Regions from separate parts of the Homo sapiens genome. Here regions 2, 3, 4 and 5 are each linked to region 1. A link is a contact called in ENCODE Hi-C or POLR2A ChIA-PET data. All regions are on one chromosome and are shown on one strand. Each heading gives the region's core, a stretch centred on a gene start or an enhancer-like site at or near the end of the contact. The rest is flanking DNA. Distances are from core to core; before and after follow the strand shown.

The links. Hi-C counts contacts between places; a loop is a spot of excess contacts on that map. ChIA-PET counts read pairs that join two places held with the same protein, here RNA polymerase II (POLR2A). Pooled maps may share reads with other maps.
Region 2: a map of CD8-positive, alpha-beta T cell shows a loop between it and region 1 (7-fold over the local background). The contact joins the promoter of CMAS here to the promoter of AEBP2 in region 1. A Hi-C loop is called at or near these places in 5 of 168 maps with a recorded cell type or tissue (CD4-positive, alpha-beta T cell, CD4-positive, alpha-beta memory T cell, CD8-positive, alpha-beta T cell and 1 more) and 9 of 50 pooled maps.
Region 3: a map of naive thymus-derived CD4-positive, alpha-beta T cell shows a loop between it and region 1 (4-fold over the local background). The contact joins the promoter of LDHB here to the promoter of AEBP2 in region 1. A Hi-C loop is called at or near these places in 2 of 168 maps with a recorded cell type or tissue (both naive thymus-derived CD4-positive, alpha-beta T cell), 1 of 37 single-sample maps with no recorded cell type and 10 of 50 pooled maps.
Region 4: a loop to region 1 is called in a map of CD8-positive, alpha-beta T cell, with 10 times the contacts of the local background. The contact joins the promoter of RECQL here to the promoter of AEBP2 in region 1. A Hi-C loop is called at or near these places in 2 of 168 maps with a recorded cell type or tissue (CD8-positive, alpha-beta T cell and naive thymus-derived CD4-positive, alpha-beta T cell), 1 of 37 single-sample maps with no recorded cell type and 13 of 50 pooled maps.
Region 5: a loop to region 1 is called in a map of CD8-positive, alpha-beta T cell, with 5 times the contacts of the local background. The contact joins the enhancer-like site here to the promoter of AEBP2 in region 1. A Hi-C loop is called at or near these places in 1 of 168 maps with a recorded cell type or tissue (CD8-positive, alpha-beta T cell) and 4 of 50 pooled maps. POLR2A ChIA-PET finds 5 or more read pairs at or near these places in 1 of 52 experiments (HCT116).

The regions. Positions count from the first base shown.
Region 1 is chr12:19,438,127-19,440,992 of GRCh38, reverse strand. AEBP2 (AE binding protein 2) reads right to left here and starts at 1,501. Exons shown (of 8, transcript NM_153207.5): 1 at 623-1,501. The coding sequence starts at 1,293. RefSeq lists enhancers at 244-333, 364-413 and silencers at 1,064-1,163, 1,174-1,323, 1,384-1,633.
Region 2 is chr12:22,044,809-22,047,674 of GRCh38, reverse strand. CMAS (cytidine monophosphate N-acetylneuraminic acid synthetase) reads right to left here and starts at 1,457. Exons shown (of 8, transcript NM_018686.6): 1 at 1,112-1,457. The coding sequence starts at 1,371. RefSeq lists enhancers at 325-1,030, 1,346-1,640 and silencers at 1,333-1,560, 1,204-1,573.
Region 3 is chr12:21,656,343-21,659,208 of GRCh38, reverse strand. It overlaps LDHB (lactate dehydrogenase B), which reads left to right and starts at 1,367. Exons shown (of 8, transcript NM_002300.8): 1 at 1,367-1,458. RefSeq lists enhancers at 886-1,065, 940-1,468, 1,446-1,695, 1,726-1,815.
Region 4 is chr12:21,500,286-21,503,151 of GRCh38, reverse strand. It overlaps RECQL (RecQ like helicase), which reads left to right and starts at 1,517. Exons shown (of 15, transcript NM_002907.4): 1 at 1,517-1,982. It overlaps GOLT1B (golgi transport 1B), which reads right to left and starts at 1,363. Exons shown (of 5, transcript NM_016072.5): 1 at 1,204-1,363. The coding sequence starts at 1,228. RefSeq lists enhancers at 298-1,005, 1,006-1,713, 1,664-1,723, 1,864-2,053, 2,094-2,143 and 2 more.
Region 5 is chr12:21,452,132-21,454,997 of GRCh38, reverse strand. PYROXD1 (pyridine nucleotide-disulphide oxidoreductase domain 1) reads right to left here. Exons shown (of 12, transcript NM_024854.5): 5 at 2,844-2,866. Among named protein-coding and RNA genes, the nearest start is that of PYROXD1, 16 kb to the right of the region's middle. Within about 2 kb of position 1,402, at least 3 of the 41 ENCODE cell types and tissues checked have a DNase peak (open chromatin) inside an H3K27ac peak, as active enhancers do; they include CD8-positive, alpha-beta T cell, where a contact is called at or near this core.

The DNA of each region.
Region 1 (2,866 bases), core at 252-2,751:
CCCAGATATGCTCCCAAAACAAATAGAAAAGATTGTTAAAATCACGTTGGAGACCACATGACTGACTACAAATGAGGGATTTGGGAGGCAATGATTTAATATAAAAGAACAGTCCTTTTTTTGTTTAAGTAGAGAAAAGTGATAGCTGGGGTCTCTCCCATGGACAAGGAAGTTCTGTTAAATCCAGGCGAGACCAGCCATATTGGAAACACTTGTCAATTGTAGTTCTGACAAGTGTTCCCGAACACGGTTGGAAGAAGCTAACCTTGAGTACCGACGTGTGTACATCAAGGCCCTCTTCTGCTCCGCCAGAGGATCTGGGCCCGTTTGGGGACTGTTTCCGAGTTAGAGCCGTCCTGAGGTCCGTGAGGAGCGAAGCGCCGAGGGGAAAGAGGGCGGGGAAAGGAGAGTTGGGGGGGAACGGTTTGAGAGTTGGAAGCCGCGATGCGCTGCGAGAGGGGCGCGGCGGCGACGGCGAGAGATTTCCGAGTTGAGAGTCTGGGGGAGGGGCCGAGGATTCGGGGAGCAGGGGGATCGCGGCAAAACGTCGCCTTGGTCCCCCTCTGAGGGGCCCGGGAGTTCAAGAGGAGGAAGGGAAGGGGAAACGCTTCAGAGCACTGACCTGTCCTCCGAGTCCATGCGGCTCAGGGGTTCCCCATCCGACGACATCTCCAAGCTGCCCCGCCGGCCCCCGGAGGTCGCGCTGCTTCCGCCTCCCCCAGTCCCGTAGCCCTCGTCGCCGCCGCTGGAGACTACGCTGCTGCTACTGCTGCCGCCCCCGCCGCCGCCCTGGCTGCCCCGCGGTCCCTTGGGCTCCTCCAGGCCCTCCTTGCCGTCCCCATCCCCGCTGCTGCTGCTGGCGGCGCCGGGGCTCAACGAGCGGGTCTCGTCGCTGCTGCTCCCGCCGCTGCTGCCCACCAGGCTCTCGGCGCTACTCTCCTCCTCACCCCCGCCGCTGCTGCTGCTCTCATCTTCCTCCTCCTCGTCGTCCTCCTCCTCGTCTTCGTCCTCCCCGGCCTGGCTGGCGCTCTCGGGGCTCGGCTCCGACATCGTCTCTGCCTCGCCGCCCCCCACTCCTCCGCCGCCGCCTCCGCCGCCCCCACCGCTGCCGCCGTTCAGCAGCAGCGCCGCCACCGCCTCGGCCTCCGCCTCCTCTTCCTCCTCCTCCTCTTCCTCCTCCTCCTCGGGGGGCTCAGCCCGGCCCCGCGCCGCCGAACCCGGGCTGCCGGGGGGCAGAGGGCTCAGGCGGGAGAGCTCCTCCAGGTCGGCCATGTCGGTGATAGCGGCGGCCATGGCGGCGCCTGCTCCTCCTCCTCCTCCTCCTCCCCACCGCCGCCTCCCTCTCTCGACTCTCTCTCCCTCGCCCCCCTCCCAAACGCCCAAAACTCCGCCGACGCCGCTGCAGAGCAGGAGGAGGGCCCGCGAGCTGCGTCAGCCTGCACACGCGCTACGGAGCCCGCGCGGGGACAGGCGCGCGACTACGCGCACTCACACGGAGACTGCTGCGCGCCTGCGCGGCGGCACGAGGCAGCACCTCCCCCGGCTGCGGGTTCTGCGCCCCCGCCCCCGCCCGGCGCCCGCCCCGCTGCCCAGTGCCCGCCCCCGCCCCCGCCCCGGCGCCTGCAAGTGCTCAGCGTTTCCTCGGGGCCTTCCCACGCCCTGCCGGGCTTCGAAGCCCAGGGACACGCGGACTGAAAACTCCAACGCTGGCCGGGGATTTTAGCAGCCTTCCGAGTTCTCACGATAAACTCATTCATTCCGGGGGTGTTTGAGGAGTGTCCCCTCTGTACAGGAGCTGAGCCAGGAATAGAACGAGCCTACAGTCTACGAAGAGAGCGGTTTAAAATGGGCAAAAATTAAAACACTACGGTGTAAGGTACTAAATTTTTATGCGCAACACAGGGCGACAGGTTTTAATACACCCTATGTTTGAATACCCCTGGAGATGTTGACATCCTGAACCCAGAGCAAACATCTTGGTTCAGGGTCCTCAAACTTTTTACTTCATGAGCCTTCTAAAACAATTTCGTAAAGCTGTGTATGTTCTTATACAGTTTAGAATGACAGCTACATTTTTCCGGCTTATAAATATTTCATCTGTCGCATTGTTTAAATACTGTATAGCCAATGGATTCTAAATACCATAGGGATTTAACACCCACTAATATCCATTTTTTTAAAATACAGTTTGGAAAATACAATTTCCAAATATTGTTTTCTGGAACTCATATTGACGTTGCATATCTCCTCTAGAATTTTATCCTAGTAATATATTTTATATTTGAACTATTTTGATCGTCTTACTTGTAATAAAAATGTGAACATAAATTGAAGTATCTGGGTTGTTTTTTATATTTTCTGTGATCATAAAGCTCTTATTTCAACCGATCAAAACAAATCTATTTCAAATGTTTGTAAGTACTAAACACAAAAGCAAAATTTTATTGGCAATGCATCTTGCAGAAATGAACTTGGGTGGACTTTTTTCTAATATACATTATGACCTTCAGTGGATGGATTTTTTTGAGAAATAGTTCAGCATCAGTTCTATTCCAAGTTTTCAATTCCATGGATATAAGTGTTGAGAAAACTTGTTCGCATAAAAAAAGCAGATGAGAATGAATGGAGTTTTGTTATAGTAATGCCACACAATTCTTTGAATGCCTTTCGCATTATATGCCCAAAAATCGCATAAAGATCTAACAAAGAAAAAATACTTTTAATGATCTGTCAGCTGACAACTCTGATTAGGTTCTCTTTCAACTTGTTGAAAGCAAGCAACTGAAAACCACCTGACTTGTGAAAGGATGTGTTACCCCATTCTTATTCACCAGTCAATTGTGCCTTTCTTTGGTGTCCTGGAGGT
Region 2 (2,866 bases), core at 208-2,707, 2.6 Mb before region 1:
CTATTGCACTAGTGTTATCTTCTGAGTGGTGGCTCCTATTTGCCTTGGTCCATCCAGGACTTCTTTTGGGTTGAAACATTAAGAAAATTAGTATATTTATACTTTTTTGGCATCTCCCGTTTTTGAACAAGACTGGTTAAATGAAAATCATTTACCCATATATTAATATGGGTAAGCAAATATAGGTTCAAAAAGAAAAAGAGATGACTTCAAAAACAGTCATCTCTTTAAAAATCGAAACATCAAAAGGTTAACATAAATTAATTTCCACAATAACAACACATTCAAATGTAGTTAGGTTGAAGCTATATGTGTAAATTCATTCTTGGCACAGAATTCGATCTCCCTTCTTTTATGAATAACATCAGCTTGTAACTCCTGACCAATTTGGCAATGTATCTAAATTACGCATAATTAAAACTGTCCATAGGGCAGGCGAGGTTCCAAAGGTATGATTAAATGATTTGTAAGTATTAATATATCATAAAACAGTCAGTTGTACACCTTCCCACTGAGTCTCACGTATTTATAAATGTAGGGAGTTTTCTAGATTGTGCTGACTCACAGGAAGATAGCTGGAGTATTTTTCAAAGGTTAGGAAAAGATCTCCAAGCTGAGCTTGAAATTCAGCTCTGACACCCCGACACTCAACTCCATTCATGAACCTGATGCCTCCCTAATCGAGCAGCACCAAGCAGTTATCAGAGGCTGAGCAACAGGGGAGCTTCGATGGCCCCCATCCAAAGAAGTTCACATATTATCACAGATGTTGCACCGGGGTGGCCTCCTTTACTTTTCCCCGTAAGGTCAACCCGGGAGGAGGGGACGGTTGGGGAGGTGTAATCTCCCCTTTTACGGATGATTCTCAAGGGCGGAGACAGGAACTGTCCCAGGTTATGACCATTGGCAGCTACGGAACAAGGAAGGAGCTGGAGCCCTTCCTCCTGGGCTCTCAGCCCGGCCCCAGGCACCCCGGATCTTGCACATCCCTGGCATGAGAGATGGCCCCCTTCCAAGAGCGGTGGCCCCGGAGGCCCCAGCCCCTCCAGCAGCCCGACTCCCTCTCCCGACCCCCGCCCAGGCCGCGCCGCCCACTCTCGCACATGCGCACCTCTGGAAGGCCCCTGAATCCAGGGCCGCACGCAGGACCCAGCCAATGAGCGGGACCCCCGCCAGGTGCTTAATGTTCTTCAGGGGGATGCCTTTGCTGCCTCCCCGGGCCAGAATTAGGGCTGCCAGGTGCGGGGGCTTCTCCACACCTCGGCCCTGGCCGCCGCGAGAGTTGCGCTGCAGCTTCGGCGGCCGGCCCCGGGACGGTCGCCCCCGCGGGTTGGAGACGGAGGTGGCGGCCCCCTTCTCCACCGAGTCCATCTTCCTCCCACGCCTTCTCCCCAGCTTCTCCACATCCGGGAGCTAGTCCCTCACCACCTCAGCTCGGCGCCGCCCGATCCCCGCCTGGCAGCTGGCGCGCGCGGCCGTCCCTCGCCCCGCCCCCTCCCCCGCCCCTCGCGGTGCTCGCTGGGAATTGTAGTCCGCGGCCGCCTCGTCTGGGGCCAGTAGGCCAAGTAGGCTCTGATGAGGTGACCCCAAAACTAAGTCAAGCAGTGGGAGTCCAGAGATATTTGGAGGAAGTGCGGCTTTTGGGGTGCTTGCAAGTGTCTGTAAATTTCTAAAATTAAAAAAGAAAAAAAGTATTTATAATTGCTGAAGAACTTCCCCACTTTAGAATTGTGGTGGGTTTCCCGTTGCATACCTTGATGCACCCTGACACGAATCCATTTTATATTTTAAAATGTACATTTTAAACATACACCTTTTTTTAATGCCCCTGGGTCATTTTTTCCAAGAAATTACTGACCAGCTCATTCAAATATCCTACAGGCGCCTTAAACTCAACGTTTTAAAAACTCCATTTTTCATATGCTCTCCGCACTTTGATCGACATCAGCATTCCCTAGCAGCAGAAATTTGGAAGTCAGCTTTACTGGTCACCTCTAGTGTGGCCGACACTTGGTTTTTTGGTTTTGTTTTGTTGTCTGCTAAAAATCTTTTCCTTTTAGGAATTGATCCCTCTCTCATCCGGTGAGGGTTTCCCTCACATTCTCTGCACTGTGTGTGACCCAAGCTGGTCCATCTACGCACCCCATTTTCCTTAACACACCTGTGGTCTAGGGACAGGCATATGACCAAGCAGAGCCCACTGGAGTCCTTTCCAGAGAGTCTTGGAAAGAAAGGATCTTTCTCGTGCTGACTGGGTGCTAAGGACCTTGTTAACCTGAAGCCTCAGGGCAAGGGTAGGGTAGGGCGGCAGGGGGGCTTTGCTGTTCTGAAATGGGCTGGAAGACTGATGTTCTCCCTGAGGAAGCAGAACAATGACATGTAGGGATTAAAGAGAAAGAATTCTGGAGGCATCATTTAAACTCTTTTTTTTTTTTGAGACAGATTCTCACTGTGTCCCCCAGAAGGCTGGAGTGCAGTGGCACAATCTCGGCTCGCTGCAACCCTCTGCCACCCATTCTCAAGCGTCCTGAGTAGCTGGGATTACAGAGGGGCACCACCACACCCAGATAATTTTTGTATTTTTAGTTGAGTTGGGGGTTTCACCAGGTTGGCCAGGCTGGTCTTGAACTCCTGACCTCAAGTGATCTGCCCGCCTCAGCCTCTCAAAGTGCTGGGATTATAGGCATGAGCCGCCACGCCTGAGCATTTAAACCCTGATCCAGCCAAGAGGCTCAAAGACATACACCCACACACACCTCTCTTAGGAAAAAAAAAAAAAGAGACTTTAAAGCAGGCATCTCTGACCTAGCATGCATTTTGTCTTTCAGCATGTTTGCAAGCCTATATTTGGAAGTAGAGTCTTTTA
Region 3 (2,866 bases), core at 118-2,617, 2.2 Mb before region 1:
AATTCTTCTCAACAAACCCTTCTCTTAGTGATTCTTTACTCTGAATTTTTATTGTACTTTAACCAAATTTCTATTGCCACTTATTGTAATTGAAATAGGTTGCCTACTTGTCTGTCTCCAATGGACTAGGAACACCTCAAAGGGCATAATCTTATATTTATGTTTTTTACCAATGCTTGGCACTGAGAATAAACTGAAGCAATAATTATAGAATTAGTGGTCATATACAAGAAATATGCATTTACAAAAAAAAACACTTCACATACAGGAAGTTTGTGAGATGGCTATATTTGAAAGCATTTTAATTATAAGAAAACAGAACTGAAGCCAGACTCTTCAGAATTCCTCCAATTTATCATTCATTCATTTATTCATCAATGCTATATTTAGGTACCAAGCACTGGCTGAGTGTTGAAGACAGAATGAATGACAACATCCAGCTTTGGAGTCGATTAGGGACTAAAAAAGAAAGTGCATCTCACTTAGTGGTCCCACATTTCCCCTAGAGGGCAAAGCCTGACCTTGAGACCAGGTGGAATTGTAGGGGAACTTCAGATGGCAGGGACAAAGCCTCATTGGTCTTGTCAGGCAACGAGTAAGCAATCATTGCGTGTTTGTTGAAACAGGTTGAAAAAAATAGTCATTTTCATCAAATGAACTTTAAAACGGAGATGATCTAAATTCAGATGTATTTTTTTAAGTCCTTTAAAGTTTAACTGAAATGCAACATAGAAATTTATTTCTGGCCGGGCGCGGTGGCTCAGGCCTGTAATCCCAGCACTTTGGGAGGCCGAGGCGGGCGGATCACGAGGTCAGGAGATCGAGACCATCCTGGCTAACACGGTGAAACCCCCCTCTCTACTAAAAATACAAAAAATTAGCCGGGCGAGGTGGCGGGCGCCTGTAGTCCCAGCTACTCGGGAGGCTGAGGCAGGAGAATGTCGTGAGCCCGGGAGGCGGAGCTTGCAGTGAGCCGAGATCGCGCCACTGCACTCCAGCCTGGGCGACAGAGTGAGACTCCGTCTCAAAATAAAAAAAAGAAGGAAAGAAATTTATTTCTATTTGTACTAAATCTAATAGAACAAGAGCGTTAAAGTCCAGAAGAGTCGGGGATGGGCAAGTTTTATAAATAACTTGGCCTCCGCATTGAAGAGCCTGCGAGATGTGAGACCAGCTGAGAGCGGAAGCCTCTGGAAGGAGACCTCCTCATCTGGAGGGTGGGGGAGGGAGTGTGCATACTTGAGCCCTTGTCCTTGAAGGGGATTGAGCGAGCCGAGGGGAGGGGTAGGCGGTACTCGGATTTCCAATCACAATGGAGAAACCTAAGAGGCTGCGGTGGTTGTGGGGCCCCGCCCCCTCCTCCCTCCTTGCAGAGCCGGCGCCGGAGGAGACGCACGCAGCTGACTTTGTCTTCTCCGCACGACTGTTACAGAGGTCTCCAGAGCCTTCTCTCTCCTGGTAGGTTTCGGCTCAGGACCCTGAATCCTGGCCCACAGGCAAGCCTGATGGGACGTGCGGGGTAGTACTTGTATGGGGAGACGCGGGAAGGAGGAAGAAGCACATCTGTCCTCCGCGGCCTTTAGCTCTGAGCATCCGGCCGCGGGCCCTGACTTTGCCGCTCAGTTTGGGGCGCAGGGGGGGCCGTGCCCTGGCGGAGGAGCAGAAGGCAGAGGGTAGCAGCTGCGGCTCAGCGGAGAGACTTGTTGCATTTGCAGCTAAAACCAGGCCCTACTTGTCCTTGGTGGGTTCATGGCGGCCACATCACCCCCACGGCCTGCTGGCGGGAGTCGGGACACGTGCCCGAGTAGCTGGGGGAGGGGGACGGAACCAGGTGGCCTATGAAGGCTGGACGATCTTTACCTCGAATATTTGAATATATTGCCACGGTAATAGAGAAATGCCCTTGCACTCGCTGGGATGAGGAGAAAGGCACCTAGATGACCAGCACGTTTGGCGCTGCACTTATTTTTACCCGGCTCTGACGGTCTTTCCAGGAGCCATGCGCCAGTTCTTTCCTGCAGGGCCTCTTTTCTGGATGCTTAGGGGCTTCGTTTACTTTACCAGCCTTGGGTGCTCCGAGTAAGGAAGTCCTAGACTTGTCCCCACAGACCTTACTCGGGGAGATCTCTAGCTTCTGCATGCCCTCGTGATCTGCTGTTCTTTGCTGCCGGTGCCCTGAGGAAAAGATGGTTTGTGCGCACCGCGAGCAGTACAAGCTGCAGTAAGGGCCTGGGGAATGGGGGGAGGGGAGGAATTCAAAAGCAAAACCTGAATTTTTAAAAGATTACGGTGAGAAAGATTCTGCAAAGAAGATCTTTGTTCCTGAAATTAAGGCGCTCCTTTATTTCTAATGATTTATATCCACAGCAGTGAGGAGACATAAGGGACCAAGACTCAGAGATTTTTACCGTTTGTCGTTCTTGTTCCTTACAGCCTGCACTCTGATGTTGGCACAGGCCTGTATATCATGCAGACCATTTTCTTCTCATTTCTTAAAACTCTTTTTAAGGAAAAATTGAAGAAAAGCACTTTCTCCAGAAATATCTGAAAGAAAATCTGGTTCGAGCCTTTAAATTGTACTTCCTGAAGTTTTCTAAATTAAAAGGTCTATCAGAACAACGAATCTGTATTTATATAGCCACTGTTTCTTCATTTTCATTTTCCACTGCTTCCTGGGCCCCCTGTATACCAAAACGGTCGTAAACAGACCATCTAACAACAATAAACTTAAGTGCAGAACAACTATTCATGTGTGTCGTCCTTCAAAAAGAGATGCAGCATTCTTTCTTCTGAGCCTGTTTAAAATGCAGGCCATGTCTGAATTTATTTCATTTTAAGGTCATCTATTTGTGGAGGCACTTGCACA
Region 4 (2,866 bases), core at 268-2,767, 2.1 Mb before region 1:
CTTTTATTTTCTTTGATCAGAACAGGCCAGGCCAATGGACCAAAGTGGGCGGCAACCTTGGGGCAGGTGGCCCCAAGAGGCAGCCCCAGTCCAGCCTCAGGAGGGAAGACAGCCTGATTGGGGGGTGGCAGTGTGTGTAGGAGGCCTTAGAAGCTCTGTGAAGTTGGTCTGCCATGACTTGAATCTCCACAAGAAGACTCCACTTTAAAATAGGGCATTTTAAATAAACTTCTATTTTTCACTTCAATTCACTGTTTAAGTCTTAAAATATTGAAAATCTGAGTTAACTGGAGTGAAATGAAAGGCGTGGCAGATAAAGCAAAGTGAGACAAAAAGAGACTCTTATGAACATCAAAATATGAGGTACAGAGCTTGGGCAGACATAAATACAAAAATTATTAATATTAACAAAAAGCAGTAGGAAAGTGGAAATATTATAATGAAAGAAAAGGAAACCGATATCAATGCTAGCTTTAGAGATGAAATAGGCCTGGAGAACTCTGTGGCAGGCAGAGAGCGATGCTAAAATAATAAAACAAGCCACAAAGCACAATATACAATACTAACGAAATATATCCTTTAATGGCACACAAAGTGGCTTTTCTCTACTGCTTGAAACTTTAGCAGGTAGAAAAGTGAGAATGTTTCAAGAGACTTCTAAAAGGTTGCTTACAGTACTGGCAAAAAGCGAATATTCAAAATGCCACATTTAAGCGTAAGGACATTTTCAAAAAGAGCCTACTGTAGGTGACATTTAAAATACCGCCTCCCAAATAACCAGCCAGCCAGGGACTTGTAGAGGACCCGAAGTGTGTCATGCGCATAAACGATCCCGAGAGTGGGCCGCGGGCACCACGCAAACTTTCTCTTGTGGCAAGCCCCTAGAACAAAGCGCCCATCTCACTGGGGATGAGGAGATCAGCGCGACCCTGGAATGAGACAGACTCTGGGCTAAAGCTCCCCTCCCAACATAGGGCGTCCCACCCTGCCCCACAGACTCTTCTCCCAGGTCAGGTCCGCCAGTCCAAGTCTAGCCCCGGCATCCCGAAGGCAGCCCCTTAGGGTCCCAGCAGCCCTAGCTCTGTCTCGCAGGCCACCGCCCCCAACCCAGAGCTTCATTCATTGACCCCGGCGGAGGGGCGAGACCCAGCCGGGCGATGGGTGTGCGCGGCTCGAGGCGGGGGCCCCGGAGCAGGTGCTTACTCTGCGTGTCCGTTAAGGAGATCATGGCTGCAGTGGTGGGGACAGCGGCGACAGCACCTCGGAAAGCCCAGGGTGGGAAGCTGAGTCGGGAGAAATGAAGCCGGGAAACAGCCCAGGCGAGAGCCGCCACGTCTTCCGGAAACACGCAGCCACCCTCACTGCCGCTTTAAGAGCGCTTCCTATTGGCGAAACCTGCTTCCAATCTCAACCAATAACTCGTAATGTTGTTCGGTGACGCGCATGGTGACCACACCCCTTGACCAATTAGAGAAGGGAGTTATCTGTGATTGGCTGAACGGACCGACCCGGAAGGGTGGATGCTCTCAGCTGGCTGGCGGGAAGATTTTACTCCCGAGTAGCGGAAAGATCTGCTCGAGGCCTGGGTGCTTTGGTGTCGGAGATCCGAGAGTCGGAGATCGGAGAGTCGGACACAGGACAGTCGGACACCGGACAGTCAAACACCGGAGAGTTAGACCGGGCTTCTCGGTGGGGAGAGGCTCTGGGATAACTACTGTTACAGCTTTGAAGGGTCAAGGGTGTGCGCTTTTTGTTTCATCCTTCCCTTTCCTGCTGCAGGGCGAGGCCGGTCTGTAGCGGATCACTTCCTTTCGCCCACACATTGGCGGAGGAGAAACCGGAAAGTTAATCACTGCCCTGCTCTGAGAACTCGGGCCTTTAGGGGCACGTTCGCCTGCTGACCGGTCTTCTGATCTCCCCATTCTTTTCCATGCAGGAGGATTGGCCACCAAAGCCTGTTTATTAGCAGCTGCCATTTGTTGGTAAATACTACTGGGGATGCTTCTTCCACCCCCTGCTTCACAGTAGCGGAAGGGCGGGCGTTATTAATATTAAATTACTATTGCCTCTAAATGCAGGTGGCGGGGAGAGAGAGGATTTAGCCTATGGTATCTCAGTGGCGTTTCCTCCAACATTGATGACTGGCTGTCACCCTGTAACATTCTTCCTGTGGATGCCTAGCTTATACTGCTGAGTGACAGACCTGCTGTAGTTCAATTTCTGGATACATTTTATGTTGAGATATCTTTTGCTGTTAAATCACATCATTTTGGGAAGGAGCAGTCTTTTAACCGCATAATCAAAGGAGTCATTTAAAATCGTGGGGGAGAATTGGATATAGACTGTGTCTTTTCATAAGGGTAGAAACAGCCCCTGCTACCTTAGCAAACCTGAGCCCTCACTACATCAAGGCATTTTCCTGGGCTGTGCGGATACAAAGGTGAAGAGATTGAACCCCAGCCCTGCTAAAGGACCTTACAGTCTATGGAAGGAATGTTACATTTTCATTACGTGAAGAGATGTTTGTATAGATCAAGAATTAGAAATCCTTGGTTTACTCTCCTATTTAGCCTTCTTTTAATGGTGTGGTTATTCCACATTCTTTAGCAAGGCAAAAAAGAGTCAGCCTATCTTTCCGGCCTAGTGGTGGCTTCAGAATTCTGTGTAGAAAGGGCGTAAGGTCAGCAGTCTAAGGATAGGTGTTGCAGAAGTGACTTTTGGAGAGCATCTTAGTTTTAGAAAATGTCCATATTAGAGAGATAGAAGAGGTGTTTTTAGGATTATGGGGAATTTAAAGTTTCTACTCTCCAGCCCCATTTTCCACTTGTCCATATGCATGCTTAGGTTTTAGTCATTCATAGATACT
Region 5 (2,866 bases), core at 153-2,652, 2.0 Mb before region 1:
AAGAGGAATATTAACGTTCTTTACAGATGTTAAGAATTAAAAATTGAATAGTAAAAGAATCTGAAGCAGTTTACAGAAAGAACCTTTAAGTGACAAATACATGTACTGAATATCAAGTAAAATTTCATTACAGTGTACATCATTAGAAAATGTTCAATTTCTACAATACACTTATTATATGAATGGCCCCCAGGGGTAAGCAGTGCTTTTTAAAAAATCTGGTTATAGTGTAATCAAGTAATGGATGGATGGCACATAGCTATAATATTGAGAATCAGTCACTTATTTGGTAACAACTTTTTATATCTTCAAAGCACATTACGGAAAGGGATAGAAAATGGAAAGAATCAGAGTTATAAGCTAAAAATCTTAAGGATCAAGATCAAGGATCAAGGATCTTAGAGGAAGGAAAGAATGAAAATGGTATATATAAGCCACCTTCTATTACTATTTACCACTAATGTAAGGTAATGGGCATGTGATATTTTATTCTAGGTTTAGATGCTAAGAAGTGGTTTTCCTAACAATATTCCTTTCACAAAGTCCCTGAAGTCCATTATAATTAAGGTGATCACATAATTTATCACCTAACCTGGGATACTATCTGCTACTAATAATCATTTTTGGTACAACTGGTGGAAATGGAGACAATCCCAGACAAACAAGATATATGGCCATCCTAACTATAATAGGATTTTATCTAAACTTGCGATACTAATAAAATACTGTAAAAAGTTAAGGTATTAATTTTTCACATTTCTTTACGGTACAAAGTATTGTCATCTTTATTTCACAGACTGATATAACATAGGTTACACGACTTTTCAAGACTAATCAATAAACAGATTACGAAAAAAGGTTTAGTACATCTGAATCCAGGTCACTTGATATTCATACTTTTCAACATATGGTGATAAGGAACTCCTTGCTTTACCTAATAAGTCTTCGTTTTTCCAGCTCTTCTATGTCAGTAAACATAGAAGATTATTGGGTGAACATTCTATTTTATGTTACTCTGGTCATATAGCATTACTGACCAGCGGAAAGTGGAATACACACAAATTTGGTAATAAAGTTTGTATTTCAATTTACATACAGGCATACAGTTATCATGTAATGCTTTCTTTTTGAAAAACTGGGAATTTCTCTATATTACCATTTTTAAATTTAAAGTAATATTACACTATAACACCTATCAGTGCACTTCAGCATACTGATGACTGACTAGCAGACAAAGTTATTACAAGTAACCACAAGAAACTTCAGTACTTGCTCTACCTCCTAGGACACCTTCTAATCCTCTTTTCCTGACTTGAACTATGTTCTCAGCAAGATGCACAGTTTGACGATTATCATCACACAGAGGGGAAATACTGCTTTCATTTTGAAAATGACTCTACAGAAGCAGACAATGAGATATTACGGTTTTGTGAAGTTATGAAAAACAGTATCTGTTTGAAAAGGAAAGGATTAACTTACACTTAGAAAGGAGAAAACAGATAATAACTGAAATAAATGTATAATGAAGAACATTAGTATTAGTTTCACTGAAACACAGTGTAGAAAGGGTATGGGTATGCCAAGTTTCACGAGAGACAAAGACCTAATCACGCAGCAGACCTCAAGTCAGAGAATAACATTATGTGGGTCCATTTTTAATTACCAAAGAAGAGCTTACTAAATACAAAACTATGAGTTTTATCCAATTATACAGTCTTCAATCTCCAACTTAAAGAAAATGATGAATAGGATTAAATGTAAGACTCTGAACATTTTTGAACATAAAATTTTTAAATGTAAATAACAATTATAATAATAGTAAGTGATACTTTGGTGAGAGCTGATAGAGAAAATCTGGCATGTATATACTATACACAAGGATTTGAAGCCCCATTTACAATAAATCTATACCTCTTCCCTCTTGGCCCACATTTTGGTTTTGACCCTTTCTCTGTATTTCTCCATATAATGCCACAAACTTCATAATAACAATAATGACTGTTACCCATAGTACTCAGGCAATTTAAGAACTCTTACAGGCTTCCACTGGGTGAGATCATCCGCTAAAAGAGGGGCAAAAACCTAGTCTGAGAGTTGGATTGAATGCAAGTGAGCAAAGATATGGCTTTGGCAGAGTCCTTATTTTGATTCAAATTTGTCCTCTTTGTGGTTTGACTCAACTTTATGGCCTGAAAAAGATCCAGACTATTTCATGTCAATCATCTGCTAGAGGATAAAATCATGAAGTGAATCAATCTTCTGCAGGACACAGCAGGATATTTCTCAATGGTTTTTGAACTTGTAATATCGTCTTAAGATGAAAATTAATTAATGTGTTCACATTTCCCAAGCTACCAAAAAAAGAGCTGCAAGAACCACATATCCTAAAACAGGAGTCACAAACATTTTGGGTGACACTGGCCAGACAGGTAACATAAATGAGTGTAGCAGGATTTATCATATAAGCAATAAAAAGTGGTGAGGGCTATCACTAGAAATCTCAAAAGGTGTAAATATTTGAATTATTTTTAAACATAAAATATACTTATAAAACACATTTATGGGCCAAATTTGGCCAATCACCTTGAGACCTAAAGCATTCCCAAAACATATATATTTTATAATAAAATTTCTACAATTACGGATTCCACAAGAGCTAAAAAAATATGGTGGATTTTTCCCCTTGAAAACATATGAAAATTATATTTATCTTTGATTTTCAGAATAAAAAACATTTTCCAGTCTGCCAACAAATCACAAGAATCACAAAGCAATTGTTTAATTTAAAAACAAATTATTTTTAAACAATTTAAATGTTATCATATTTAAAAATATATACTTACACTAACTCAAGTGCAATACCACC